Linked DNA regions of Homo sapiens: all the other regions are linked to region 2. A link is a loop called in an ENCODE intact Hi-C map of the cell type or tissue named here. Cell type or tissue: Calu3. All regions are shown on one strand. Each heading gives the region's core, and the rest is flanking DNA. Links, peaks and the distances in the headings are about the cores only.

Region 1 (10,468 bases), core at 984-8,983, 71 kb after region 2:
GAGTTCAAGACCAGCCTGGCCAAAATGGTGAAACCCTGTTTCTATTAAAAATACAAAAATTAGCTGGGCATGGTGGCAGGCATCTGTAATCCCAGCTACTGGGAAGGATGAGGCAGGAGAATTGATTGAACCTGGGAGGCGGAGGTTGCAATGAGCCGAGATTGCACCATTGCACTCCAGCCTGGGTGACAAGAGTGAAACTGCTTCTCAAGAAAAAGAAAAGAGAGAGAGAGAGGAACAATAATCTGGGCCCCTGAAACCAGATGAAACAACTGACAATACAGAGTCTGAACTCATGATTTACAAACTGAGAGGGCCATGGAATGATAAGGAACAAGTACAACTGGTCACAGAGCTCTGCACTTAACAACCCTCCACACACATACACACACCAAGCATTCAAGTTAAACGTTAACCTACTGTTAATGTTTATATGGTAGAAAACATCAGATTTATGCCAAAATGCAGATTATAAATCTACCCACATTGAATTCTGAATAGATTTGGAAAATTGATCTGCTTGCCTACTAAGTACAATTTGTTTCTGCCTGTGGATTCTGGGGGTTTTCCATCATTAACACATTGAGGTTATTCTGTCTGGCAGTGATAGGGAACAAACATTGGCCTATTTATTTCAGCAAAGGAGTTAGTTGCTAGGAAACATTTCAACTTTAGTCAGGTATTGCCAATAGACTGCAACCACCTGAAAATATCTTAGAGAAATTCTCGGTTATATTGACTTTACAGAGTTAATTAGATCTTAGTCTACCACCCGGTCCACTCGGGCTTCTATACCAAAACACCTTAGACAGGGACAGTGTAATTATAAAGGACTAAAATTTGTTAATTATAGTTCACGAAGCTGAGAAGTCCAAGATCAAGTCACCAACAGATTCTGGTGTCTAGTGAGGGCTGCTCTCTGTTTCTAAGATGGCACCCTGTTGCTGCATTCTCACATGGCGGAAGGCAGAAGGTCAACAGGGACCCAACCGAGCCCTTTTAAAAGGTCACCAATCCAATTCATGAGAATGGTGCCTTCATGACTTAATCACATCCTAAAGGCCCCATATCTGAATACTGTCAAAATGGGTCTTAGTTTCCAACAAATGAATTTGGGGGCACACATACCTTTAAACCATGGCTCCTACTAAGCACATTTCTGTTAAATCATACTGCCTGAATTCTTTCCCCGTTATTGCAAGTCACAAGCAGAAGATAATTTACTCGCAAAATTATTTTTTTTGCAAATCTATTTCAGTTTTTATGAATAAAGACAGATTCACTCAAATAATTCACATAAATGTATTTGTAAACGTTATACCTGAGGAGGAAATGAATATAAAAAAAAAAAGTTGATTGATTTAAGGGCACTGAAACTGCTCATCAATTATTTAACAAGTACATACGGAGCTTCTACACTGGGCCAGTAGTTACGCTAGGTACGATGGTCTCAATAAGCAACAAAAATTATTTTCTACAAGATGCTTAAGGTCAATTATACATATGGAATGTTTGATTATAGGATCCAGAGTACTATGGAGAGGGGTAGTAGGGACACTGAACTCAGTTTTAATGGTCAGGAAATTAGGGGAAGTAACTTTTAAACTAAGAAAGTTTGCTGGACAAAAGGCAAGTGAGATTATTTCAGGCAAAGGAAAGAACATAAACAGAAGTCACCTCAGGGGTCTGAAATGTGGCTAGGCCACTGGTTTTGTGTTCCTTCGTGAGTGAAAGACATGCAGGGGGTAGGACATCTAAAGAGTGGTTAGATCATACAGTGCCTTAGCCACATTAAGAAGTTCAGGTTGGGGCCAGACATGGTGGTTGACACCAGTAATCCCACCACTTTGAGAGGCTGAGGTGGGAGGAGGTAGGAAAGATCAAGTGTCCTTTCCTACACATAGTTCTCTCTCAGTCTCTAGGAATCAGGTGGTGGACTTCTCTAAAGCTGCACTTTTTTTTTTTTTTTTCCCAAGCAGCATGGCTTGCCTGATTGTTCTCTAGGAACTAGTCTAGCCTTTTCAGATGAGAAAGTTACTTTGTCTACACAGAAGTTTTCTCATGGTGATTTGGTATCTCCCTCATCACCAAAACCTGGATACATGGTAGATGGCCTAAAATTGTTGAATTATCTATCTTTCAAATTTACAGTGTGAATCGATTTACGTTTCAGGTCCTGAAAGCTATCAAAATAACCAAAGTCCATTTATCTGAGGAGATGGTATTAATAATTAGTTGTGTAAGTAAAAAAGTCAATAAAAGATGAAGCATATCTGTAAAAAAGATGAATATATTTAAAATAAATTAAGGGTGAATTTTATTATTTTGTTATTATTATCATATCATTTATTTATTTATCAATCTTTTAAGTAGGGGCAAGGGCCAAGTGTGGGTCTACTATTCTGCACTGTCTTTCTTCTATAAAAATACACAGTTTATTTTTGTTTCAATAGAGCCAGAATTCTAAGACACTTTCAAAGGTATCTTAGTGTAGACCAGTCAATTTTTACCATGATTTTTCAGTCATTCATATTTGGCTCACCCTTTACTAACTCAGTAGCAATCAACTTTACTGAGTAGACTTAATAAGCATTTTAAAGGAATTCAGATTAACTTACATAGAAACAATCTTTTATATTAATATTTAATCAAAGCAAGTAAAAATATTTACTTTCTGTAACTACAATAATCTTTTGTATAAACTGATTTACAAATAAATACAAATCACTTTTAGTTGGTGTAGAACTTTTGAGAGAGTAGACGTACCCTAGAACTAGAGAGTCAATAGGGACCCTCTTAATGTAATAGTCAAGTGTATTCAGCATAATTTGAGCTAATAATTAGGTTTTACAGAGAGAATAGGAAATGTCAACCCAAGGAGTTGGGTAAATTAAGATCAGTTAAGAGAGTATCTATATTGACTTTCTTTAATAATTATTTTCTGACAAGGAAAACAATAGTCACCATCAATCCAGTAGGTAAAATAATATGACACTTTTTTATACGATTCATGGCTCCCTCAAGAACTTATCTGCTGCAAAAAGTAAAGGAGAAAGCAGGAAAGAAGAAAGGAAGGGATTAAATGAAAAGGAAAGAAGAAAGAAAAGGGGTTTTTGTTTGTTTGTTTCATTAGAAGTCAACTAAAAAATATAGAAGAAATGACGAAGGTAGGAAATGACCATTTGACAGTCATCATCACAATAATTTTATTCCAGCAAGGAAACATCGGTGGCTGCTAAAATTACTGATGAACATTTAAGGAAAAGCAATATGCAGTACTTACATTGTCTCAAAGTAGCTTCTTATAAGATACTTATTAATTTCAAAAAATAAAATAGTGAGTAACTTTACATTTACTGCATGATACAATTCAGCTGAGCTGCCTGCCATGATATGAAAAAGATCTCCATTCCTCCAGTTTCCAATAACAAGTTTTTTTCCACTCATCTGAACCTTCACCTGAAGTGCATTTAATTCTGTATTTCTACCATCGGTCTCTTCATGTTGATGTAAATCTTCTCTAAGATGATCAACATTTTCTTAGAGAAAATACATACCATGCTCCTCACTTCCTTTTGTATACTTATCAGTCATTAACATCCATATCTCTTCAGTCTTGTCTTAGTTGGCACAGGCTGTTACAACAAAATATCATAAGCTGTCTTAAACAGGAGACGTTTAATTCTCATAGTTCTGGAGCCTGGGAAGTTCAAAATCAAAGTACCAGCAGATCTGGTTTCTGGTGAGGGACCTCCTTCTGTCTTGGAGAGAGCCACCTTCTTATTGTGTTCTCACATGGCAGAGAGTCCAAGCCCTGGTCTCTCTTCCTCCTCTTATAAGGACACTCATCCCATTATGAGACCCCCACCTTTATAAACCTAATTGACTTCCAGAGGCCTTGACTCCAAATACCACCACATTAGGGGTGAGAGTTTCAACATATGAATTTGGCAGGAGAGGTACACAAACATTTAGTTCATAACATTCCACCCCTGGCCCCCCATCATTCATGTCTTTCTTGCATGTAAAATGTATTAATTCTATCCCAATAGTAGCAAAATCCATAACTCATTCTCTCATCAACTCTGGACTTCTAAGTCTCATTTAAGAAACATCTAAATCAGATATGAATGAGACTCAAGGTACAATTCATCCTGAGGCAAAATTTCTTTCCAGCTGTGAGCCTGTGAAACCAGATAAGTTACGTACTTCCAAATTTCAATAGTGGGACAGGCATAGAATAGACTTTCCCATTACAAAATGGAGAAGTTGGGAGGAAGAGAGGAGTAACATGTCCAAATCAAGTTCAAAACCTAGCAAACAAATGCCATTAGATCTTGAGGCTCAAGAATAATTCTTTTTAGTTTGATGCTCTGTCTTTGAGACCCATGTCCTGCAAGGCTTTTTTGGGTGGGGGTTGTGCCCTCAAAGCTCTGCAATGTGAGAGTCACATCCACCCCCAAGGCTCAGCTGAGTGAATTCTCATTCTCCAGGCTCCAGGCTGCCACTGTCTAGCCTGTTGAAACCAAGGCAATGGCTCTCTCCCCCATTGAAAACCAAGGAGACAGACCTGATGACCTCTGAATTGCCCTCAGGATTACTGCTTTTCTTATCTTCAAGAGTAGTACACATCTGCAGCTAAATAGCTTGATGTTCTGGTACTGTGGGCTGTAAGAAGTCCTGTAGCTTCTTTCTATTGAAACTGTTTCCATTGTCTTTAGCTCTGTCAATCTGAAATAATCAAAAGAATCAGAATTCAGTCTTGAAGAATTTATTCTAGCAAAAAGTTTGGAATGATCATTAGAGAAACATTGGCTCCAGAAAATGAAGTAAGTTCCAGTGGAGTCACAGATTAGAAAATGAGTCAATGAATATACTTGATGCAAATCTCATGCAGTTTTTTTTTTCTTTTTTTAATAATCAACTAATCTATGTTAACTGAGACTCCTTGTTCTCCAGCTACTCAATCCACAGGTGGCCTGTGGCTCCTGGTAAACAGAAAGGATAGCAATGTAATTGAAGGCTGTTGTGACTCCTCTTATTGTAGGCCAACTTACAAATATCACCAGGAAATAAAGTCTCATCATTCTCATTGACTAGACAATAAAAGAACAATGGGCCTTGTAAGGTGGGAATGAGGAAATGGCACAATTAAAAAAAAATGATTGGTTAACATCAGATTACTTCAGGTTACTTTTTTGTAAGGGTTAAAGCAGAGGGACTTCCTTATTATGCTGACTCAATCAGATTGAAATTTCCTGTTTTCAGGGGAAAAAAATGGTCTGCTTGGGATCTGTCTGTTTCCTTAAAGTTTCAGTATGATTGTGTAACATTTGGCATGAGTGACTCTATTGTGGTTTAATCTGGTTTGTTGGAGTCTAGTGCGTGAGCTCACTCCAAAACAATGACCTCCCACAATTTTTGTTTACACACACACACACACACACACACACACACACACACACACGGTATATATTCACTTTTTTTACCCCTATTGGTTCTCTTTCTCTGGAGAACCCTGAATAATATGCCAACTTTCCTCTTTCCTCTATAATCAACTTCAATGAATATTTCTGTACATGTATCCTTGTGCTCATGTCAAAAAAAGCATTTATGATTATCCTTATGAGTAAAATTGCTGCTTCTAAGGGTCTAAACATCATTATGAAATATTGTAATATTGCTCTCCAAATAAATCATACCAATTTATTGTCTAAACACCAGTGTATGACCATCACTACAGCTTTACATCCCCCATCAGATCTGGTATTGTTGGGTTATGTTTTGTTTTGGTGAATTCCCAATATTTTTAATTGGGAATCTCATTCTTGTTTTCATCTGCATGAAATTGTGAGGTTGAGTATGTTTTCATTTGTTAAAATTAGATGTTCATGTTTCCTCTAATGTGAATCATCTTTTTGCACACTTTAGTAATTTTTGTATTTGTTTGCTGTCAACTTTCTTATTAATTTGTAGAAGTTTCTTTTTATGCAACCAAATCTTTTATAAGTTTGTAGGCATTGTAAATATCTTCTCTCAGGATATGGCTTTTAATTCACTTTATTTGTGAAATAATATTTTTGTTGTCTAGAGAAATTTTAAATCATATCATTTTTTCAAGGTTTGTATTTTTTTTCTTTTGTTTTGAAGGTTTATTTTTCATAGATAGGTCATTACTCCATTTGGAACTTTTTAATATATGAGTAGATATCTAATTTTATTGTATACAAACAGCTAATCGCTCCAATAACAGCAAAGAGTTCATCTTTTCTACTGATTTGTATTGCTACTTTTGCCAGCCATCCACTTTTCATAGATTTATGGATCTGTTTCCAAGCTTACTCTCCTATTCTGTTGCTCAATATTTTTGTATAAACAATTCCCTTCAAATATTCCTGACAGCTTATTTCCTCTTGAATGTTATTCTGGTCTGGTCCCCTTAAACAGCTGCAATTTATTGATGGAACATAAAACAGGCAAAAGGAAGGAGCAAGACACAGAGTTAATTTAATATCCTGATAAAATAGATCAGCCTTTAGTATTTTAACAGCTATATATTATTTATTTAGTAATTTTGGTTTTGTTTGTAAACAAGCAAGTTATATTGTGGTAAAGAAGAAATATGGGAGTCAAAATAAGACTTTAAAGATGTATCTAATTTTGTAATTAAAATACATTTCCTACTCAACATTTTTTTAATTTTATGTAAAATATTTTAGGCTACACTGTGCATGTTTTAAAACCACTTGATTTTAAAGCTTTTTAATAGAAGAAAAAAGATACAAAGCTGAAGTTGTAAGGGTAAGTGTTAAGTATTGAAGTTTTGTGGGCCTAACAAATGACTGGTTTATATAATTTGTAGAATACTTTTTTATTTTACATACTTACCTAATATAAGTGGTGCCTAAATAAGTAATGCTTTATAGGACGAATTGATGCAGGTGGGAGAGTCACTGTGATATGAGACTGTCAGAGGCCTTTGAACCAGAGCAATTCTATTGTGAATAGGGGCTGGATAAAGTAAGTCTGAGACCTACAGGGCTGCATTCCCAGGAGGTTAGGCATTCTTAGTCAAAGGAAGACACAGGAGGTAGCTCAAGACACAAGTCACAAAGACCTTGATCATAAAACAGGTCGTGGTAAAGAAGCCAGCCAAAACCCACCAAAACCAAGATGTCAAGGAAAGTGATCTCTGGCCTTCCTCACTGCTCATTATATGCTAATTATAATGCATTAGCATACTAAAAGACCCCACCAGCACCATGACAGTTTACAAATGCCATGGAAATGTCTGGAAGTTACCCTATGTGATAAAAAAAGGGAAGGAACTCTCAGTTCTGGGAATTACCCGCCTCTTTCCCAGGAAACTCATGAATAATCCACCCCTTGTTGAGATATAATTGATAAATAACTATAAGCATACTAAGTCAAGTAGCCCATGCCACTGCTCTATCTATGGAGTAGCCATTGTTTTATTCCTTTACTTTCTTAATAAACTTGCTTTCACTTTAGTCTATAGGCTTGCCTCTAATTCTTTCTTGAGTGAGGTCCAAGAACTCTTCTCCTGGGGTCTAGATCAGGACCCCTTTCCAGTAACAAAACTAGGGAAAGTTATCAACTTAACTTACAAGTAAATTAAAATAAGCTTAATTCAACTGAGTAAATATTAAATACACTATCAAAGAGAATACAGTCAGAAAGACAAAAAACAAGGAGGGAAATGAAGGAGAATCAAGAATGTTTGCATTCGGCCGTGCTCGGTGGCTCACGCCTGTAATCCCAGCACTTTGGGAGGCTGAGGCGGTGCGGATCACGAGGTCAGGAGATCGCCACCATCCTGGCTACCACGGTGAAACCCCGTCTCTACTAAAAATACAAAAAAATTAGCCAGGTGTGGTGGCGGGTGCCTGTAGTGCCAGCTACCCGGGAGGCTGAGGCAGGAGAATGGCGTGAACCCCGGGAGGCAGAGCTTGCAATGAGCCGAGATGGCGCCACTGCACTCCATCTTGGGCGACAGAGCGAGACTCAGTCTTGAGCCCACAAGAGTACAGGGAGGTAAGAATGTAGTGGGTGTCTGGCCAAGCTGGGCTTAAGTTTCAGTTACAGCTGAATCTGCACAAACCCCTGCACTGCCGCAGACTCTGCAAATGAGTCACCAACCAAACACTGCTGATGTTATAATAAGGAAAATCCATGTGCACTGAATTCAAGAGTATTTACAGTTGTAGCCACCTGTGGACTTACTGGTGCCCCACTAGAGAAAGGTCTTAGGAGAAATTTGTTTCACAAATGAAGGGAGAGAAAGTAAAAAAAGAATTTGAGATATGTAAAGCACTTGACTTTGCCTACTCACTAGAGTTTCTAAGTATCTCAGTCCTTTTGTTCCCTCTGCTGACTCACGTCAGAATCAGTGTAGTTCCGTGTAGTCTAGCCTGTTCCACCAGATTGAAATCCGTTCCCTTGGGAATGGTGGGAGTTTATTTTCTGGTAACATTTGTCAATTGCCTTGCAATAAAAGGAGTCTTTCAATTAAATCTATCCTTTCTGTTTACCAGGTGCTGCAGGCCACCTATGGGTTGGGTAGTGGGAGAACAGGGAGTCTCAGTTAACAAAGAATAGTAGACCATTAAAAAAGAAAAAAAAAAAAACCTGTCTGAGATTTGCATCAACTATATTTATTGAATCATTTTCTGATCTGTGACTCAAATGGAAAATATATACCCTGGGAATTTGAATTATTATCAGGCAACTCCTACAGATTTCTGTTTGTTTTCTTGTTTGCCATAACTCATAGGAGATTACATTCTGACTTCTAAGGAGAATGATGTGAAGTTCCCACAGAGAAACTCCTCATATAGGTAGGGGCCAGAAGAGAACAAAGTAATCCCATGTCAGTAAAAAAAAATAAAGGAGATATATCCCATCATGTACTTGTGTGTCTTTGTGAGCTTTGTTTTAGGACTCATGTTGACTAGGACTAAACCTGATAACCAAGACTCATGACTCAACCACCTGCTTGGGCCAGACAAGTAAGATAAATGCATAGTACTACAGGTGTAAGACATCCAGCAATGAGGGAAGGTAGGTGCGTTTGTCTGTTTTACATTGCTATAAAGAAATGCCTGAGACTGGGTAATTTGTAAAGAAAAGAGATTTGTTTGGCTCACAGTTCTTCAGGCTGTACAAACATGGCACCAGTATCTGCTCAGCTCTGGTGAGGCCTCTGGAAATTTCTACTCATGGTGGAAGGCAGAGAGGGAGTAGGTATGTCACATGGTAAGAGAGGGAGCAAGAGAGAGAGGGGAGAAGGTGGCATAAAAAACAACCAGCCTTCATGTGAATTAATGGAGTGAGAACTCACTCATTACCATGAGGACAGCACAAAGCCATTCAAGAGGGATCTGCCTTCATGATCCAAACACCCTGCACTGGGCCCGCCTCCAATATTGAAGGTCACATTTTAATATAAGATTGAGAGAAGACATACTTCCAAACCATATCAGTAGAGAACCAAAACTGCAGCCCAGCTAATGTCTCTCAAATTAAAAACACACAAGCAGGATACTTTGCTGGCTAAATTCTCAAATGTAGTCTGGCCTAATTAGCCCTAAATGTCTCCATTTGCACCCACCTACCAGTAGTTTTGTCATATCCATAAAATACTCCTCAGAAGAAAATAATTGAATAAAATTTAAGTATTTAAAATGATTTATTATAAACATCAGCATTTTCTCATGATTAAAAGTGGAGACCATGGAAATATCCCATTAGAGTTAGTCCCAGCTGTGCCGCAGTTTCCTCTGAGCAGTTTTGAGCTTTGGGCAAGTCATATAACTTTTCCATGCCTTAATGTTCCCATCTGTAAAATAGGCCTATTAACAGGGGGAACCAACCAGTCCACCTGTGGCCACACTTCTAAATAGTTTCAATACAGTTCAAAGGGTTGTTTTAAGAATTTTATGAGTTTTGATATGAAATCTTCATTGAGCCATGTCTGGCATGTTGATAGCAAGCAGCACAATGGCATTACCTATTATTATGTTACTCACTTTTCCCCTTTAAAGTGAAAGTCTGTTTGATATCTGAGTATCATACTTGCATAGTGTTATGGTCTGAATGTTTTTGTTCCCTTGAAAACTCATATTGAAACTTAACCCCTAGTACAACAGTGTTAGAAAGTGGGGCCTACTAGAAAGTGTTTAGGTCATGAGGATGGAGCTCTCATGAATGAATTAATGCTGTTATACAAAGGATTGTGGGAACAGATTTTCTCTCCTGTTCTTTCAGCATTCCTCCCCTCCAGATTATGCAGGGTTCAAGGCACCATCTTGGAAGTAGAGACCAGGCCCTTACCAGACAGCAAACCTGCCAATGCATTGATCTTGGACTTCTCTGACTCCAGAACTATGATAAATCATTTCTATTGTTTATAAATTACCCAGTGTGTGGCATTCTGTTATAGCAACAT
Region 2 (10,468 bases), core at 1,462-9,461:
AATCAGCCTCCCTGAACATTTGAAGGCTAGGGTTTTTCAAGAATCATTTGGCAAGCAGGGGGCTAGGGAATGGGTGCTGCTGATTGGTTGGGGATACAAACGTAGGGGTGTGGAAAATGGTCTTCATGCACTGAGTCCACTTCTGGGTGGAAGCCACAGAGGAGTTGCTGGTCTAGGCAGGACCATTCGGTTATTTGAAATGCAAAAGCCTGAAAAGACATCTCAAAAAGCCAATCTTAGTTTCTACAATAGTAATGGTATTTACAGGAGTAATTGGGAAAGTTGTAAATCTTGTGACCTGCAGTATAATGGTTGGTAATCATTTAATTACACCTACATCTTAGCAGAGTTCAGGCCCCTTTCATCCTTTTAACCTGGTGGCCTTTCATTAGATTTATAGAGACAGTTTTGTTCTGGTAAGGGCTATTCTCTTTTAAACTACAAACTAAATTTTTCCGAAGTTCTTTGTCTCACAGCTGAGAAAATCAAGAAGGCGACATGCCAAGGGTGAGGTTAGAGCAGCAGTTTAATAAGCAAAAGAAAGAGAGAAAGCTCTCTGCCACAGAGAAGGGTCCCAGAAAAGAGTTGCCATTTTACAGTTGAATACAGAGGCTTTTTTAAGAAACCAATGAGGGCTGGGCATCTAATTTGCATAAAGTACAAATTTCTGGTAGCTCCACTCTGTCCTCCTAGTGTGCATGCAGGCCCTTACCTTGAGTTACTCCATATTGCTTTGTTCCCCTTACTGCACATGTGTCAGGGGATGGAATTTTCCATTGCAGACATGTCTGGGCAAGTCAGCTGTGTGGCCTGTCTTATCTATGCAGTGAGGCCATGTCTTAGGCAAGCCCTCCTATGCAAGTTCCCTTATTTATGCCTGCAGGCTGTTCTTTTGTTTGAAAGAATTCAACCCAGGACCCACCCTAACTGACTACCTGTCTAGTTTCTTCCTACCTACTCTCTGTGAGGGAGAAAGGATTTCTGGCCTATGCCATTTACTGACAGAGGAAATATTAAAAGAGGATCTGGTTTAGGGGAAGAGCATAGGTTCAGTTTTAGTCATTGAAATTGTAATGCCTTTAAGTCTTTCAAAAAGAGATGTCAAAAAAGGAAAGTGGGTATCTTTTCAACTAGAATATTTCTAAAAAGAGAAGTGAGTTTAAGAGAACTAGATGTGGACCCATTAAGATCTGAATAATTTCTGGTTTACTTCAAGGATGTTCCTAAAAATGTGTTAAATAATACATGGACAATTAATCATTTTTTCATTTTTATTTATTGTATAATTGACCAATAAAAGTGTAATATTTATCATGTACAACATGATGTATTGAAATATATCTATACATTGTAGAATGGCTAACTTGAGCTAATTAACATAGGCATTATCTCACTTTGTTTTGTGCTGAGAACACTTAAAATCTACTACTAGCAATCTTCAAGAATACAAAACATTGTTATTAACTATAGTCACTCTTGAACTTTTTCTTATTCATTCACTTATTTAGCTAATATTTTTGAAACCACTTCTATGTACTAGGCTCCATATTAGGCACTGGGGATATTATATTCAATGGTACATTGTCCCTGCTCTAAACTCTCTTCAACAAATATTTCTGGAATGCATACACTGCACTAGGCATCAATGTCAGCATTAAGTTATAACAGTAAACAAAAGCAACAAGGTTCCTGCCTTTGTGGAGCTTACATAGAATAGAGTTGATAATAAACCAACAGATAACAACACGTTAAGGTTACCATAGATAACCACAAATATTGACAAGGAATCTACCACTCAATATCTAAAACAATAAGCTGAACTTATTACTTGTTCAGGCAAGGGAGAACTGGTTTTGCAAGACACAATTTATAAGCAAAGAAGGTAAATTATATAAGGTTTTGGGAAAGTGTGGAGTTTAAATGCTGGAGTATTGACTTTAGCTATGTAAATATGTTCACTGACTGGCTGACCCTTAGGAATCTATTCACTGGACTAAAGCTATTGCTGATTATCTGATTTTCAGAAATCATGTAAAGAAGATGTTTCCAATTGTCTTTCAGAGTGTGTGTACTTTTGTAATCAATCATTGATTGATTAAGCAGGTTTAATACTAGTTTTGATTGTTACTCGTTTGATTGTTAATGCAAGGAGTGAACAATCAATTCTTTCCTAGAAGGATGAGAATTTTACACCCTCAAACCCATGAAAAAGTAATTCAGGGTAACAAAATAGAAATAGAACTGCTGTTACATTTTAGCGTAGACCAGAAAGAAGAAAGCATGACTTAAGAATATTTAGGAAAAGAGTGTACCAGGCAGATATAAAAGTAAATGCGGGGCAGGCGCGGTGGCTCACGCCTATAATCCCAGCACTTTGAGAGGCCAAGGCGGGCGGCTTGCCTGAGCTCAGGAGTTCTCGAACAGCCGGGCAACACGGTGAAACTCCATCTCTGCTAAAATACAAAAAATTAACTGGGCATGGCAGCGTGGCCTGTAGTCCCAGCTACTCGGGAGGCTGAGGTAGAAGAATTGCTTGAACCCGGGAGGCCGAGATTGCAGTGAGCCGAAATCGTACCACTGCACTCCAGCCTGGGCGACAGAGAAAGACTCCGTCTCAAAAAAAAAAAAAAAAAAAAAAAAAAAAGCAAATTCAAAGGCTCTGAGTCAAGAGCAACTGGGCAAGTTTGAGAAGCACAGGAAGCCAGTATGGAGTACAGTAAACAAGAAGAGAGAGAAATGAACTGCTGTAGGAAAAGTAGCTAGGGGCTAAATCACATACAGTCTTGCAAGGCAAGTTTAGGAAGAGAAATTGACAAAACTTGGCATTTCGTTAGATATGGAATGTAAAGGATTTTAAGAACTCTAGTATATAAAATCAGTTCATTCCAATTTTTGTCATTAGAAACTGAAGGTATGGCCATGACACTCATAAGAACAGGTTCAAATCAGTGTTACAGGTGCTACAATAAAAAGAATGTACCACAAAGGCACAAAAAAAGGAAGCATTCAATACCATTTAAGGTGGAAAGTTAGTACCCCTAGAGAGTAGCTAACAAATAACGCATGAGTTGAATATGTGTCTTCCATGCTAAGTGGGGTCAAAGCTAGGAAGTGTTTGGCTGGGAGAACATTCCAAGCGAAGAGCACAGCACAAACAAAGGCACAGAAGAAATAGAAATATAGTAGTCAGAATGAAGAATGAAGAGGTTGCATAAGATCAGAATGTGCTTAATGAGGTCAGACTCTCTTAGGCTAGGCCACATTGTCCCACTCAGCTGTGCCCCACGTATCCTCCAAGTGATGGTGCTAGATGATGATTCAACTAATATTTTCTTCTGAATTTACGTACTTTGTATTTGGCCAAAGCATCTTCTAGGGGCTTTCGAAATTGTTTAGAAACTGTATTGAAACTCGGAAACTGAATCTGAGCGAATTGACAAGTATTAAGGAGGAACAAAACAATATCTTTCCGAAGCCATAATATCTGGAAGGAAGGAAGCTAAAACTTGTTAGATAAATCAGACTTTCCTACAAAAGAGGGGTTTGGATAGATGATCTGAAGAATTCAGGTTATAGCCCAGACAGGTTGCACACTGAAATTCTAATTCATTTGAGCCTTAATTAGAGGTTTATGGACACATTATTTTTAGATTTGTTGTATTTTATTTTCAAAATGAAAACAAACTGAGGAAATAACATAAACGTTTACTACTTCATAATTTACTCTTACTCCTGTTTGGTAAGTTTTATATTATTGTTTCTTTAATTGCTAAAATAAGGGGAAATGAAATTATTGTTTATCATATTTTGACTTTTCAAATTAAGCATTTTTTCCTTTCTATACACTTTGATTTTTATCATTTCTCCTTACATTGTGTTTTGCTCACCTTGGAAGAAAAAATTCTTTTTAATAAAATTTCTCTAAATAAGTGTAAATGGATTTTGTCTATTTCTTATGCTGTGAAATTTTTGCCATTAAAAATAGGTGGGAATTGTACTTAGTGACATGTATTGTGGTTCATTCTAACTGTCTAGGTGTTAAATTTAGGCATCACATATTTAAATAATTTGAATTGAATAATTTAAAGGATCTATAATATATTTTAAAAAGAAAAAAATTTTCATTAAAAATCTTGTTAAAGAAATGGAAAAAACCATAGTAACTTTTGCTGGCTGAGCCTCTATTTTATGACTGTCTGCCAAGTATTATTATCAGCATTATTGAAAATGCATTTCAAGGCATTTTTGATTTAATTATAAATATATTGTTTTTAAAAAACAATTACAATGGAACTATAAGAGATTTCAAATATTAAAATTTGATATTTTGCCCAAAACAAAATTAAAACACGATAAGACTATTTGTTTCACAAATATATAAAGCCTAGCATTAATGAACATTATGAGACACTGGGCTAGACTTCTTACAAACATTTCTCATCTGATTCCAGTGCCACACATTATAAGCCCAAAGGTACAGATGAAAAAAATCAATGCTCAGGAAGGTTAAGTAACTTGACAGATTTTACAAAACTGTTAGCTTTTTGTCGACCTTCCAGAATGAAGAATATGAGTGGGCAGGAAATGGCACAAGGAAATCACTTTTAAAATAAGGAAATAAAATGGGAAGCCAAAAAACTAGGGGAGAGATGCTTTTATTCCTTTAAGACCTGAATTAATAATATTCTCATCAATATTATGTACTCTTTCTATTTAGAAAGGTAACATATAAACAACTTTAACTCTTTTATCCACTGATAGTATATCTGTGGTGTTATTCTGTGGTTATCTTTGTGGTTATTATTCCACATAATAGATAAAGTAGCCAATGTGTAAGCCTGAAAAAATACCTTTGAGAAAAAGTTTACATTATATTGGAGTAATTAATAAAAAACTTTATTAAACATAAAAGATTTGGAAAATATTTTCCAATATCAATAAATCATAAAAGCAGTTTCGGTCTACCATTTCATTGCCTCTTCAATATTAATTTTAGCTTAACCAAATAATAAAATAAAATGTCAGTATTCATTTTGGCACCTATATTATATTCTTAAGTACATTGAATGTTTTAAACTATACCATATTTTTAATTATGTTGAAAGCTAGCTGTAGAAAATACATAGAAAGACTAATAGAGAATTAAACAGTTGTTACTTTTTAAAATCCAGTTACATATGCCTAGGTAATATATATGTTTAATAAGTCTTTCATGCTGCAGATGGCAGCAACACTTCACATTATGATGGCATTGCTTAGCTACACCAGCAGAATCTTGAAAATACAAATTTCTATTGAGTATTCATTTTGTTCTTTCTGTAATCTGGGAAATAAAACACATCAATTTTGTGTGTAGAAGGGTAAAATTTGATGTTATGTTTTTAATAAACTGAGAAACACTATATTTGTTAATGTATTATGCACATGATGAAAGTTTAGTAATTACTATTTTTAATGAGCAGACTGAATTGATGGACAGTTTCCATCAATTTAGTGAATGCATATATTCCTATTTTTCTAAGGAAACTGAGTAACATTGGCGTACCAAACAGTTAAATAAAAGCACCATAAAATCAAGCATATAATTGAAAGTAGAGTCCCAACTCTGATTTTCTATTTGTCATTTAAGAGCTAAACCATCAGTACACAAAATCTAAAATTATTTAAAATTATACAGAAAATCCACTCATTTTTGGTCATTTGTATGTTGCATCCTGATCGCCTTCAGAGGAAATGTATAGGCCAAACCAAGACACATCCATGGAGTCAAGTCCCAGTTTGGTGACTCAAGGTCATTGAGCAAGTGTGAGTAGGTCTAAGAATGGATACAAATGCCCCACCATTTTAAATAGGCTTTTAAGGTAACAAGATGATAAGAACATAAAACCATAATATTCTATCTAGAGTTAAGGTCAGGGGTCAGAAGCAGGAAAAAGCAATATAAATGTAGAAAAATCAACTTATCGTATGTTGACTTTTAACCCAGGCTAAATGTTTAAATAACATAGCTATTTTTTAAAAATATCCATACCCAGACCTCATTCTGTACCAATTAAGTCAAAATCCCTAAGAGTATCTTTTAAGTCACTTAATTCTTTTTTTTAAAAAAAGACTAGTAATTCTAATGTACAACCAGTGTCATAAACAATTTCTTTTCTAATGCTGACAAAATAGTATAACTTTTATTTTTAATTCCGGATTCAAAATTTGGCTTTCAAAACTATAGTAATCAGTGTCTGGCTTACTTATATAGACTTTATTTTAACCTGAGCCTTTATATTATAGTACTGTAATGTCCCTCTAGAATCCCATTATAGATCTCTAGCCTATTATCTTTAAGCAATAATAATAATGATATCATCTTATTTTTTAGAATTATTTAGAGTATTTCAAAGCACTTCCACACATATGAATGGCCTGCACTGGACCTCACAAGAAAACAGAGGGTTTCAACTGTGCATAACATCAGAGATGACCAGGTGCAACCTCCATATATTGAAGACTTAGAAAATGAGAAATATAAAAATTAAATTACTTTGTTTTACTTTGTGCCCACAAGTCTTTTTATTATACAAGAGTATATGCAAAAAGACTATACATAAATATATAAAATGCTCAACATGGTAAATTGTTTAATAAATTATGGTTCACATATAGAATGGGGTTCTGTTTTCTTAGAATGAGATTTTTAGATGATAAAATACATAGAGAGATAGACAGGATGGAAATTATTATATAGTTGGTAAAGGAAAAGCATTTACTTTGCATGTGTGCAGAACTATGATTCAATTCTTGTAAAATTAAAAAATAAGTACATATAATGTGCGTGTGTGTGAGAGAGAGAGAGAGAAAGAGAGAGAGAGGGAGAGGTGGAAAAGGTTAAATTTCCTAATTGCTACAGCAGAAGCACAGGTATGCAAATCACCTAAAAGCCATATTGATTTTTTTAAGATATACATTTAAAAGAATGCCAGCCAGGATATAGATCTACTCTAAGGTATTTCAAATTAGTAGCTCACCTTTCAAAACCATGAGATAACTTTTTTGATCAACAGAAATATTGTAAAGATTTGAGAGAAGTATTAAGCTCCTAGATCTAACTCTGGGGAACCCATATGATTGTGATCAAATTCAGAACAATGCATATTTTTTGTGGAAAATAAGTTCTTCCCAAGGGCTGTTCATAAATTTAACTTAGTCAGACAACCTTAATGAGCGAGGTTATTCTGGCCTACAAAACACAGCTGGGAGAAATGGACATGCAATCATCAATAGGAATATGTGTCTTCCTGATTTTTGGCAGCCAAGTCCCAGAAACACAGTTACTGGCTCTGACAGCGTCTCAGTACAAATAAGAACTACAGGAACTAAGACAGTTTGGTTCTTAGTAGAAATTAAAAAAAAAAAAAGGAGTACATAGTCCAGAAATGTAATGATGCTTACTCTATATGGAAAATTAATTTATGATAAAATGATGTTTTTCAAAGGAATAAGTCAATAAATAAATGACTATTTATTCATTGAATAATCATTCAATAAACTCTGGTAAGGAAAACCTTAGCCAATATGGAGCCACTTTTGTTTAGCTAGTGCATTTCCAAACTCCCTTTTGTCCATATCAATCTCAGAGGCTAAATGTGCTGTCTGTGTGTGTGATAGAGAGAGAAAGAAAGAGAGAAAGGAATATGAAAATGTTATGTTCCTTATTTGCTACAGCAGAAGCATAGGTACGCAATCATCTAAAACCATGTAAGATATTTTTGATATACGTTTAAAAGCATGATAGCCAGATTATAGGTCTACTCTACAGCCCTACAACTATTACTTTCTCAGCTTCCTTGTATCTAGGGGCCCCATGTAGTCAGGTATTGTCAATGAAACATAACCATAACTCTATTAGGACTTTCAGTAAAGCGTTTACTTTTCTGTAAAAAGAGGAAGATGTTGCTGGCTCTATTTTTCTGATTACTTCTTCCTCCAGGGAACACAATGTGATACCTGAATATAGAGCAATGATCTTGTGTGAATAAGTCAACAAGCCAATACTCTAAAAGTGTAAACCAAAAAACATAGAAGGAACACAGGTCTTTGAAGATACGATGAAATTGTTTTCCCTGTCCTGGACTACCTACCTCCAAAATTCTTAGCTGAGACCATTAAAGGTGTTATTGCTTAAGTCACAAGTGTTCAGGTACACTGTAACATGAAGCTGAAAATATTGTTATCTAATATGACCATTAAGAAAAATTAAAATATGATTTTAGGCCACACACAAATATAAATCTAGATATAAAAATAGAGAAATAAAATTCAACATTTTCTTCTTATGCAATAAATTAAAAAACAACTAAGGCAAATGAAAACTAAGACAATTGAAAAAAAGCTTACAATATAAAAGAAGACACAGTGTTTATCCATAATGAGGAAAGAGCTTCTGCAAATATATGAGACAAATATACTGAAAGAAAATAGGAAAAGCACAGGAACATAAAAATCACTAAAAGAAAGTATTAACAGCCAGTAAAAATAAAATTATGTTCAAATTCTCTATTAAAGAAATGAATCAGAATAGAAGATTCAAAAATCTGAATTATCCATTGTTATCAAAGATTCAAGAAAGTATATACTCTTGGCAGTAAGGTAAATTGATATAACTAATCAGGAGAGAAAATTTGCTTCAAGTGCATTTATTTTAAATGTATATTTTAGTCGAGTAAGCAACTTTGCCTATAGATTTGCTAAGTAATCACAAAAGCTTCCAAAGATGTGTCAGGGTGCTTGCTGCAACATTGTTTTAACATTCTCAGTAAAATAAATGAAGACATACTAAAGTTCACCAATGGTGATTTAGCTAATAAATTATTGTTCAAACATAGAATGGAATTGTCTCCTCTTAAAAATGAGATAGATTGGTAGCCAAGCAGATGGGGGTGGAAGGGAAGGAAGCAGGGATAAAAAGTATCTGTAATATTGTTGGTAAAGGAAAAACAAACCCTTTTCATAGCACGTGAACTCTGAAATGAAATTGAATGAAATGAAATAATTCATTTAAAATGTTAATAAAAATAATTACATGTACACTAAATAGGGCATTCTAAAATTTAAAAATCTAGAATACATACCAAAATATTGACAGTAATTATTTCAATGTAGGGTCAGGCATAACGGGGGGAATTAAATACTACTTTAAATAATTCTGTGTTTTTAATTTTTTGAACAATAAACCCATTTAATATATAGCTCTAAAAATACATATAAGCACACACGGCTCATACGCACACAATTGTTAAAGTACAACTATTTTTAAAAACAATTATCCAGATTTGCCTCATAAGGAAAAACTTGTGACATTTGAATTCATAGGAAAAAACTTAAGAATAAAATTTGTTAAAATAATGTCTTTCTTTTCTACATGACTACTGTCAACCTTTCTTTTCACTTGTTTCTAAATGAACCCATCTCTGATACATATCTATTTCATTTTTTCATTGATGTATTTGTCAGAATGTCTAACTCATAAAGATGTATAACTTTTCCTGGGATTTATCACACTACCCAACATATTTGAATCTCAACTGTTAGTATTTTATTTCACAAAATTCAGTGGTGATTTGATTTGATATGGCATCAATCCAACATGAGTACTCAAGGTGGGAAAGATATATTCGTCCTTTTTTAAAAGTTTTTTAAATTGTTATTTTTTATGGGTACGTTGTTGGTGTGTAATTTATGAGGATGTATGTGTCCTTTCATCAAAATATATACTCTGAAATTACTTGGTACCTAATTTACCATCAATGCATACTATAATACTTTCATTACTATTTCATTTTACGGCACATAAGTGCAGTAAGAAGAGAAGTTGAGAAGGTGGAATTCATTTCTTAATGTATTGGTCTTGAGGTGCTTATGGAACATCAAAGTCCAGAAAATTTGCAAGTACCTGCCAGGAGAATGCTCTAGCTTAAAGTTTTGAACTTAGAAAGTTAAACTATGAGTGCGTGACATAAAACCTTGAAGCTATATAGCAGGAAAAGATAAGTGTCAAAAGTCGAAGAAAGCCTTGGGACACCATACTTTAAAGAATAGAAGAGTCCACAAGGGACAGAGCAAAATTACCTGGAGAATAGCAGGAAAAACAAAAGTCTGATGCTTTAGAAATTAAGAGAGGAGAGATTTCTATAAAGTGGGCAGTGATTAACCAGGCTAAATGCTACAGCGAGTTAACAAAAAGATAGGATTTAGTTATTTTCTTTGGATTTAGATCTTAGAATATTAGGCCTTGGAGAAGGCAGTTTAAATTTATTTTGTTGAGGGTCCTAATTTAATGCATCTGGGCAAAATGAAAAGCAAGAAAGCAGATAAAATGGGTGACTTTTAAAAATGTAACAAAAATAACTTGGAATTAACATAAAAAGGTAGTAACAACCACAATGATCTGGCAGAGGGTAGCACTGCCAGGTCCTAA
Region 3 (10,468 bases), core at 812-8,811, 190 kb after region 2:
AAATCATAGCACAAGTGAAGTTTCTTCAGATGACTCGGTAGGCATTAGGGATGATTAAGTGGAAGCAAGGGCACAAGAAGCAAAGACAGCCTCTAGCAGGGGGAATTAGATGTACAGACTGGCTTTTGAAAACACGTAAAATACGCCATTCACTGAAATAGCGGTTTTCAACTTTAGCATGTATCAAAATCACCTGGAGGGTCTTTCAAAACACAGATTGCTGCATCTCATCCCCAAAGTGTTTGATTCAGCATGTCTTGGGTGTGCTGATAATTTCCATTTTAACAAGTTACCAGGTGAAGCTGCTGCTACTACTAATCGGAACCACACTTGAAAATTTTGGCACTCGAGCAAACTACCAGACTTCAGCCAGAATTCTGTGAGCTGCTTGCTAAAGGCAGCAAGTCAAGAAAATTATGAAGGCTTATGAAACATTTTAGAGGACCACTGGAATCATCCAAATTACCCCATCTTTATGCAGCATGGCTGGGGATCTTCAGGTATGTCCTCTTTCTTTTATCTTCAGTCTCCGTCTCTGGAATATAAGGTCACTCTAAGTGCAGCTTTGAGTCAGCAATATTAACATAATCTGGGAACTTCCAAAAAGGCAAATGAATGAGTCCTACCCTAGACCTAGTCAATCAGTAACTCTGAGGATGAGACCCAGCAATCTGTCTTTTATTAATAACAAATTCTCAAGATAATTTTAATTGTGGAAAACGTTAGAATAATGCAGTGCTTCTCAGACTTAGCTACACATTGGAATCACCTGGGAGCTTTAAAAAACTATTGATGCTTTGGTCTTATCCCCAGATAATGATTTCATTTATCTAAAGTACAGTTGGGGCACTGGATATTTTTAAATGAGTAGTTTTAGGCTCACAACAAAATTGACTGGAATGTACAAAGGTTTCTTATATATCCCTATCACCATGTCACATATAGGCACTAAAATTTTTTGAAGTTTTCCAGGTGTTTCTTGTGCACAGCCAAGTTTGGGAACTAATCCCAAGAACATTTTGCTTATCAGTATTTAAACATGCTGAGGACCTTATTTTAAACAAAATTTCTTTTGATCACATAGCTACCTTTCCCTTTAATATTTTTGTTGGTTTTTTTTTTTTCATTTTAAGCTTCTTCAATTTTCTCTACTTTCTTTTTCCACTTCCTTGCCTCTTATTCACCACAAGTCCACTGTGGTGACTTTGCATTTCTACCATGACCTTATTTTTTACCAAGGGATACTTTTAAATCTTACCTTAATTGAATTCTGTACAGCATTTAGTATTGTTGATCATTCCTTCCTAAAGTCTTTCATTCGTTTACAGAAAACCCATTCTCTGATTTTTTTTTCTTGTCACTCATCCTTAGGCTCTATTAAATCTTCTTGTGTACCCATTCATTAAATGCTGATGTTTCTCAACTTTGTATCTTTGGATCTTTTCTGGACTATCTAGCTTGTCACATAGCAGGGAAATTGAAGGTACATTAAAAACTTAAAATTAATTTTTATTTATCAAAGTAAAACATTTGAATAGTCTAAAATGCCAAACACTGCTAAAAGACTTATCACACAATCAATAGCATCTGGCTACTCCCCGCCACCCACTTTCTACATATATAAGCAAAAATCTTGCTGGAACTTTTATTTGGATTTTTATTGAATTTTTAGATAAATTTATGGAGAACTGATATTTTGACAATATTGAAACATCTAATATGAAAATGTCATATAGTTCTCTTTTACTTAGGGCTCCTTTAATTTCTTTCATGTAAGTTTTGTAGTTAGCACAGTACAAAAAAAAGTTCCTTACATATTTCTTATTACTTTTATTACAGATATCTAGTGTTTTGATGCTTTTGGACAAGGCATCTTTCAATTATATTTTCTAGTTTTTTGTTTCTAGTATATGGAAATACAATTGATTTTGTACATTGGCTAATACTGTTACCTTTGTCAACCTAAATAACAAACAGAAAAAAAGAAAAAGATATTTATTTGGGAGTAGGGCATTATAATGGGCATATGTGGGCCATAGTAAACTATGTGCATATTCAGGGAAGTAAAGGAAGGCAAAGATTTTTAAAGAAAAAATGAAGATGATCACATAATTCTTATATAATTATCTTTAGCTACAAGAATCGGTAACAAGAGTGACACTAATTTGATGTTGAATAGGCAGTTGCTAGACTGATGTCTTTTCAGAATTATTTTTTGTGTAAAGTTGTAATGGCCTTTGTTCAAGGCTGCAGAATTTGCAGTCCTTTGTGATCATTTTTATCAGGCATTTATACATGAGAACCCTCTCTTTGTAGCCTTTCCTGGCGCAATTTTTAAGGTTTCATTTTTAACACAAGCAACTCTATTTTTATTCTGACAACTTTCTCATTTCCCCCTATTGATCAAGCTATTTCTCTGAAAACATCATTGATCAATCATCCTATAGTTAGGTTTGTGTTATCTCTTGCTGCCAGAATGAACCTATTCCAGTTTGTTGGTCTGGTCCCATGTTGGGAGAATGGTGAGTAGGAGTCAGTGTCAGAACTCTTTTAACTGCATTTGAACAACAATGGTGGTTTGAAGGAAGTGGCTCTCAGGCTAAGCCTACCTAGAGTTCATTATTAAGTTCAATTTCATCTCTTCTGTAGTCTTTTGCTATCATCTCAAAGAGCTGGGCCAGTATTATTTTGTTAAGAGTTGTACTTCTGCAGAATTTTAACAAGTGGCAAATATAAAGTTTAAAAATGGAAAATACAAAGTAAAATTAATAGTCATATAACAATCTCCATTTGCATAATGGTTTAGAGCCATGAATCTAGACTTAAAGGCAACTAATTGAGTGAATCAGATTATCTATTATCCTGCCAAGTGAAAAAGGTAGGCATTAAGAGGGGTAAGAGTCTCATTATGACATGGAGTCTTGCTCTGGCATCTGTGGAAAACTGTCTACTGCATGAAAATGTCATCTTCTTGTCCCGGTTTGCAATTTGAGTGTCTCTTGGTTATGGCATCAGGTGGGTTTGGTAAACTTTTTGTGTGGCCAATAGGTACAAGTCTTGCTCCTTAAAATTATTGTAGTTTTAGCATATAAGGCATTAAGAACACAGCAGTTCCCAATTTTAATAACTCCATGAAAGAAAGTTGGATTGGAAGAATGTAAAAGAATCCAGGATCTAGTCTAGTCTATTGGTAGATAGCAAGAACTTGAAAACAATGCACAGGGCTACAGTTTGATAATAGATGTATTGTGGCTTTTCTTTGGAAATATGTTTTTTCCTGTATGTTGATTATAAAGGAATCTCAGAAAACCTCTTGAGACTAGGAAGCCAAACCAAGGCAGACTTTAGATTTTACATACACTCTTTAAGGTTTCTGGGCCTGCCAAGAAGTAACCATTTTTATCTGCTAGGAAGATAAAAAGGCTGTACTGTAAGGAACCCTTGAAACCAGGCATTCTCAAAAGTGGTATTTCAGTCAAAGACTTGGTAATATAAACAATGTTTCCAATTGTATCCTGCTATATAGAGAGAGCAGATTTTTACTGGACTTATGCAAATAACCATATTGTCATGAGAATAATCATGAACACTTTTGAATTTTGGTGGAATCAAAGAAGGAGAAAAAGCAATTCCTTCTATCTTTGTTTTCAGATGTATATTTTACCAAATTTCTGTAAAGTTCAAATAGTTTGAGAGAACAAAAATTTCTTACATTTGGAAAAAAAATTTAATAAAGAGTCAACAATGTTTTAAATGTCATAAAAACATTATCTTCACTAGTTGTCCAATCTCATGTAATTAATTTTTGTTCTGCTTGTTCTTGATTAGAAATTTTATGAACCCATCAGTTTCTTCATTAAAGTTTTGAAAAAAATTTATTTTGCCCATTGATCTTAAATATATTAGAAACCTATATTTAAGAGGACATACAAATACTTGTTAGTCTTTCCTTGAATCTGATTGCACATGCTTTCAGAGAAGAGTTCAAAATAATCACTGTGAGTGACAAAAACTTAGAATAGCCATGGTTAAAAATCTGGTGGAAGTTTATTATAATCAGCATTTGACAAGATAATTTAGTTATTTTTGTGGCATACAATATGGTAGCCACAATTATGATGGATAACATATTAGATTTCTAAGAGTTTTATCCAAATTTGGAATATGCATATTAATAACATACCCATAAGTGTAACTGAAACATCTAGATACTCTTATCAGATTGAATAAATTTAATTATAGTTTTCAGTTGCTGAGATTTTTATTAACCTGATTAATGAGTTTGAAGATTGATTCTATTACTTATAAAACTATATATAGTTATAAAAATTGTTCTGAAACTATAAATTTAGATATATTACATATTATAATATATATAAAACATTTATTAATGTAGAAAAATTATTTCGTTACAATGAAGATGGCCTCAATCACATTGTGTCATTCAAGAGACACTAATTTCATATATAAGTGCAGTATTCCAGGACAAAGAAAATCAAATGAGAAAAGGACAAAAGGCATTTTATGATCCTGCTGTCTGACAAATCAATTTGTAGTTGCCTACCTAATTATCAATGGTTTTTGTCAAATGCTATTGGAGAAAGATTTATGCTAATAGTGTTTCACTTTATCTTATGCTAGGACATTAATAAGTGGATCACTTTCTCTTTAGCTAAAACATTAGCTAAATCACATTGGGAAAATAAAACCCAGAAGCAGAAACTAATTGGAAACATTGCTTTTAGGTAATGAAGCACTTACATATCTGTTTTGAGGATTCATTAGTTTTAGTTTGGGGAAGTTTCTACATAACTCACCTGAAAATATGCATAATTGTCATTGAAATATATACTGCCAAAGTCATTGAATAAAGGGGGAACTTTGGCATTTTATTTCATTTCATTTTAATAAACACTCCATGAAAGTTTGGGCTACATTTCAGGCTCTAAAGATAAAAAAAAAATAGATGATCAAGGCTGTATCCTACTACTTAAGGAGCCTAGTAGGGGAGGAGAAACACAATTAAACCAACAACAACTCTACGAGGTGATAGGGCTATTAAAGACATTTACATAATGTGCTACAGAAACACCACGAGATCAAAATTGTACATTCTTTCTAGATAGGAGATATAGTTTATCGATAGTGTTTTAACACCTCTTTGTCTCTCTTTCCCATAGACTTAGTATTTTGAAGATAGATGCAAGAAGGGCCAAAGTATCCCCTCAGTAAACTAGAGAAAGTTGCAACTGCCCCTGTGGTTTGCTAAGAGGTTTGCATAAACCAAATGAAGAGCATTCTAGGCAGCTACAGAAGGGCTCAGTAGAGTATTTTCCTTTGGAGAACTTTCAGAAAGCATCATTATGGGTAGAGAGCTCTTCAGCAACAAGCAAGCACATTTGGGGTCAATAAGTGCAATTGTCATAGGTAAGAGAAACTGATATCTGAGAGGTAAAGCTGTTTTACCAATAATGAAAAGAAATGGATCAGTCTTATGGTTGTCCAGCGACAATTTTTCTTATTAATTAGAATAGGTTGTATCACATTCATTACAAACACAGAGACTATTTTAAGAGATGTTAAGATATTTTCCAGAAGCAGGACTAGCTACATAATTTGTTGAGCTCAGTGAAAACTAAAATGTGATGTTCCTTCTTCAAATATTATTAAGAATTCAGGATGGAAACAGCAGCACATTAATGCAAGCACAGGGTCCTATGTGACTACCTGGCAATCAGGCCTATGAAGCCAGCAGTGGCCAGAGGGCAGTATCGCTTTGTGTACTGTAGCAAGCTAAATATTTCTAGAATGAGAAACCATAGCTTTGAACTACAGCACATGCAGATCTGAGTTCTAGCTCTATCACATATTACCTACTGTATATTGAACAAGATGTAAAATTTTCTACTTCCTCATTGAAATATGGCCATGCAAATTAAAACTTCCACTTAATCTCCAATATTATATACAAATATACATGTAAATTTTCTTCTGCTGAATATACAAAAAACTGATTTTATTATTTAAAAAAGAATGTATCCAAAGTAGTGGCTTTCAAATATTGCTGCTGATTTTAGAAATATAATTTTATTAAAGTAAAACAATTTGTTCATTTTCAATTATTATTTTAATTTCCTTGGCCATTGATTTCACCACTCACCCCAGTTGTGCACTAAAGATTCACCGTTAAAAAGATTATTTTAAGATTGGATTTTAAAATATTTAAATAGCTGAGTGCAGTGGCTTATGCTTGTAATCCCAGTGACTTAGGAGGTAGCAGGATCCTGCGAGCCCAAGAGTTTGAGATTAGAGTCAGGTATGATTGCACCACTGTACTCCAGCCTGCATGACAGAGTGAGACCTCATCTCTAAAAATAAATGAATGAATAAAATACTTCAATAGAAGTCATCTATTGAAGATTTAGAACATAATATTCATGTGTGTTTTATAATCTCCACACAGAAAATCGTACTCTTCATTTCAGTATTTCATTATTACCTTTTGCTATTCAGAGAGAGACTCAATTAATTTATGTAATGCTTTACTATTTTAACAATATGTTACTTATATTTTGTCCTTTAATTATATGAAGAAAAGGAGTGCTGGAGCAGTCTCTCTGGGTGGCCCAGCAAATTTCTTCACCGTCTCCAAGTGCTAGAGAGCTGGCTTTTTCCAGCACATCGTTAGAAAACTTTCTCCAAACCTTAAAGTATCTATTCCCCTGAGAAACATCATTGCTATACTTACTCAATTAAAAATAGACAGCAGCAGAAGGCAGATGACCTCTGTCAGCACCCAGTCCCATGGTCTAAGCACATCTCTCCAGACTATTGCAAAGCCAGAGACGTGTGTTCCTGCTCACCCTTAGCCTGTGAGTTCCTACCTGCATTGTGTGATGTTTGCTGTTGTGTACCATTAGTAGAGGCAGGAGGCAGAGAAATTCTAGGCAGATAGGGGCAGATGTCCAGTGAAATCCCACATTCAAGCCAAAGTAGCCTGAAACCTGTGGCCCAAAATGAGAATTTCTATTCTTGTTTGCCTATTCTCTCCTGATTAGTATTTTCTGAATAATGTAGTTTTACCAATCGAATGTTGCCTTTTCCAAAACTACCTATGGCCTAACCCATTCCTATCCTTCACCTATAAAGACCCTAGACTTAGTCAGTAAAGGGAGAGAGGCAGCTTGACTTCAGCAAGATGGCTTGACTTTGGAGACAAGATGGCTGGACTTTGGCAATGAAGAGATGGCTTGATTTTGGGGAAGACACGGCTGAACTTCAGGGAGAGCTATCTGCCCTTCCATTCCCTCTGCAGCTCTCCTCTCCACTGAGAGCCATTCCCATTGCTCAATAAAATTATTCACGTTCAGCATCCTTCAAGTGTCCATGCGACCTCATTCTTCTTGGACACCAGGCAAGAGCTCAGGACCCACTGAGTGCAGGTACCCAAAAAAGGCTGTCACACTAGCCCTTTGCCCTCTCTGGTGGAGGGAAGCCGCCCCACATGATGAGGCAAGGGGCCAAATGAGCTGTTAACACATAGCCATCCATAACCAGCGGAACTAAAGGAGCATTGTATCACCTCTTCTGGGGCCTCAGGGTCACAGGCACCCCACCTGGGCACTGTTGCACAGAGCTTGCTCCTGCTGGCACCTGGAATGGCTGGCTCGATCCCTCACAAACCTGCTCATGTGCTGCCTCCTTCAAGGGGTTGAGCATAGTTGGCCAAGTAAGTGGGGCACCCCTGTTGTGAGCCTGATGAAAAGGCCAAGAAAAATTCTGCACCACTATGAGCCTTCACAAGAGAAAACCTATCAAGTCATTGTGGGATAATGGGGACAGGAATTATTAATCTCATTTTACCAGTGAAAAACATAAAGTCACATGGATCATGTAAAATGCCCAGGGTCACAAATCTAGTGATCAGCATTGATGTGGCACTTGAACTTCCTATTCCAAGATAAATGATCAGTGATATAGGCCTCTGGAAAAAAAAAAAAAAAAAAAAAAAACAGCTAGCACATTATTTACTTTCTACCAGCTCCTTTCATGAGTACTTCACATTTATTGACACAGTTAAGCCTGCAATAAACCTCTCAGGTAATAACGTGACCCCTTTTTTACAGTGGAAAATACTGAGGCAAAAGAAAGTTTGGTGACTTCCTCAAAGTCACCTTACTGTTAGTGAGTTGGAAAGTGGGTTGTTAAATCGTCCAGAGTTCATGCTCTTTTTTTGTAGCTGTACTGAAACTCACATGCTGACTTAGAAACCTTTTCTCAGAGCTAGGAGAGCTACCCAAACATCACTATTCCTGAGCCATATAACCAGTTGGTGTTGAGGAAAAGAAACTGAAGAATCTCCTCATCAGTGGTCAAGTTGGCATGTAGGCTAATTCAAGATGCCTGTATTAACTGGGAGTTTTTGTAATCTTGAGACTCTTTTTTGGATTTAATTGAGATAGACTATATAAATAAAACTACAAATGTTTCAGTCGTTAAGTTGTGTACCTATTGCAGGTCCTTAAATGTTAACACAATATCTTGGGGATATATAGGACTGACAGTAAAGTAGCATGTCCAACCCATGGATATTAACACAGCCAGAAGTATGAGATATAGGCACAACAGAACTAAGGGAGAGGCAGAAATATTATACTACTTTTCTTAATCTGAAAAGCATCATGCTACACCTATTTCTGAAAGCAAGGACTTTATTTCTCTATTCTTGGGTATTCAAAGTCATCAAAAATATAAAAACATAATCCACAATTTATACTTTTATGAATTTAGTGATAAGATCATTATATTTTCTTCAAATTATTCTCTATAAAATATCATTTATAATTATTTTAAACACATACATTTTGTAGACTTAAATACTTCTTCCCTCTTTTCTTAACCACCATGAAGCTTAGTACCTCCTGATTTACTCAATTTAAGATTTATTCAGACCTTCAGAAAACAAGAAATATTCAAAATGAAAATACTATATAATGGATTTCATCAGCTCATGGGTGAAGCTCAGTCTTATTTTGCAGTATACACGGTAACATTTCTCATAAATTTTTCTGTGTCCCAAAGCATTATAATTTTGTTGGCGCCTTCCTCATGTTAAATAAAAAGGAACCTTATCTTTGGATGGCTATCATAGTAATGAAGAGAAAATTACCAGATAAATTGACATAGAAACATTTAATTTAACAATGATTCACTCAGTGTGCTGTTAATGAGTTTTCAGAATGCATTTTAAAATGTTCTTTATCTTAATAAAAGTAAAATGAGGTGTGTATTAGTCCATTTTCACACTGCTGTAAAGAACTACCTGAGACTGAGTAATTTATTAAAAAAAAAAGAAGTTTAACTCACAGCTCCTCATGGCAGGGGAGGCCCCCCATGAGGGTGAAACAATCATGGCAGAAGGCAAAGGGGAAGCAAGGCACATATTACATAGCAGCAGGAGAGAGAGAGAGAATTAGGGGAAGTGCCACACTTTTAACCATCAGATCTCGTGAGAACTCACTCACTGTCATGAGAACAGTGTTAAGGAAAAAGCTCCTGTGATCCAGTCACCTCCCACCAGGTCCCTCCTTCAACACATGGGGATTCGGGATGAGATTTGGGTGGGAACACAGAGCCAAAGCCAAACCATATCAAGATGAAATGAAGAAAAATGGAACAAGCAATATGTCTTGGCCTGTTCTGCTGTCATCTACATGGCATTCTCTAGGTGACTACTCAATTCTAGTAAAATATATGCAGGAAATGGATTTGTCCATTCAAGAAACATTAAATCCAACTAAATTCCAAAGTATAGAAACCAGAGAGAATGATGTCAGGGAGCAGAGGGTCAATCAAGATGGAATCGTGTCCACAAAATATGAAAATACACATGCCATTGTTTAAGCCAGAACTACCTTTAGAAGTATTAAGAAATGAATCTAGATCAAGGGTAGTTGAGAAATAAATGGGAGATAACAGAAATATATAACAAGCTATGCTTTTAGGAAGCTCAGCAGGAAAAGGGGAAGTAAGAGACTAGATGGTGGCTACAGGGAGTAGAAAAAAGAGATGGCTTTATTTGATGGGAGAGCAAAGTCTACATTTTTGATATGGGCAAGAAAAAAACAAAAAAAAAAAAGAAAAAATAGTTGAAGACATAGGAGAGGAATACTATGTATGACCAACAGAGCAAGAGCCTGGAACCTAAGGATGGAATAAGAAGCAGGAGACATGAGGAGGGCACACCTACTCTTCTGCAATTAGAAGAAAAGTTAGTATAGACATACATGTTGATAACAGTTTGGGTAGGTCAAACAGGAGAGTAAGGAGGATTACTCCTGATGGCCTTTGATTTCATAACAAGGTAGCAGCTAGATTCGCTTCTATGTCATACTTACTATTCACTTATTCATTCAACCAGTTGATTCAGTATCCACAATGCATTAGTTAACGAAGGAGGCACAGTTTC

Evidence for each region. Hi-C counts contacts between places; a loop is a spot of excess contacts. Peaks named below come from ENCODE experiments on the same cell type or tissue, not always from the same donor. Only the 100,000 strongest peaks of a DNase experiment are listed, where the experiment ranks them.
Region 1: a loop joins it to region 2, with 5 times the contacts of the local background. A loop is called at or near these places in 6 of 110 quality-filtered maps.
Region 3: a loop joins it to region 2, with 4 times the contacts of the local background. A loop is called at or near these places in 4 of 110 quality-filtered maps.

What each region holds. Positions count from the first base shown.
Region 1 is chr3:146,501,612-146,512,079 of GRCh38, reverse strand. No RefSeq gene overlaps it. Among named protein-coding and RNA genes, the nearest start is that of PLSCR2, 37 kb to the right of the region's middle. RefSeq lists enhancers at 4,664-5,329, 7,954-8,003, 7,641-8,457. In Calu3, for the core only: a CTCF peak has its summit at 8,538; DNase peaks (open chromatin) are centred at 4,979, 5,399, 8,089, 8,459 and 1 weaker place.
Region 2 is chr3:146,572,631-146,583,098 of GRCh38, reverse strand. It overlaps a transcript of PLSCR5 not described here. Among named protein-coding and RNA genes, the nearest start is that of PLSCR5-AS1, 12 kb to the left of the region's middle. RefSeq lists an enhancer at 219-1,418. In Calu3, for the core only: a CTCF peak has its summit at 5,228 (motif pointing right); a DNase peak (open chromatin) is centred at 5,228.
Region 3 is chr3:146,377,876-146,388,343 of GRCh38, reverse strand. No RefSeq gene overlaps it. Among named protein-coding and RNA genes, the nearest start is that of PLSCR2, 86 kb to the left of the region's middle. RefSeq lists an enhancer at 1-845. In Calu3, for the core only: no CTCF peak of the experiment used is centred there; a DNase peak (open chromatin) is centred at 5,753.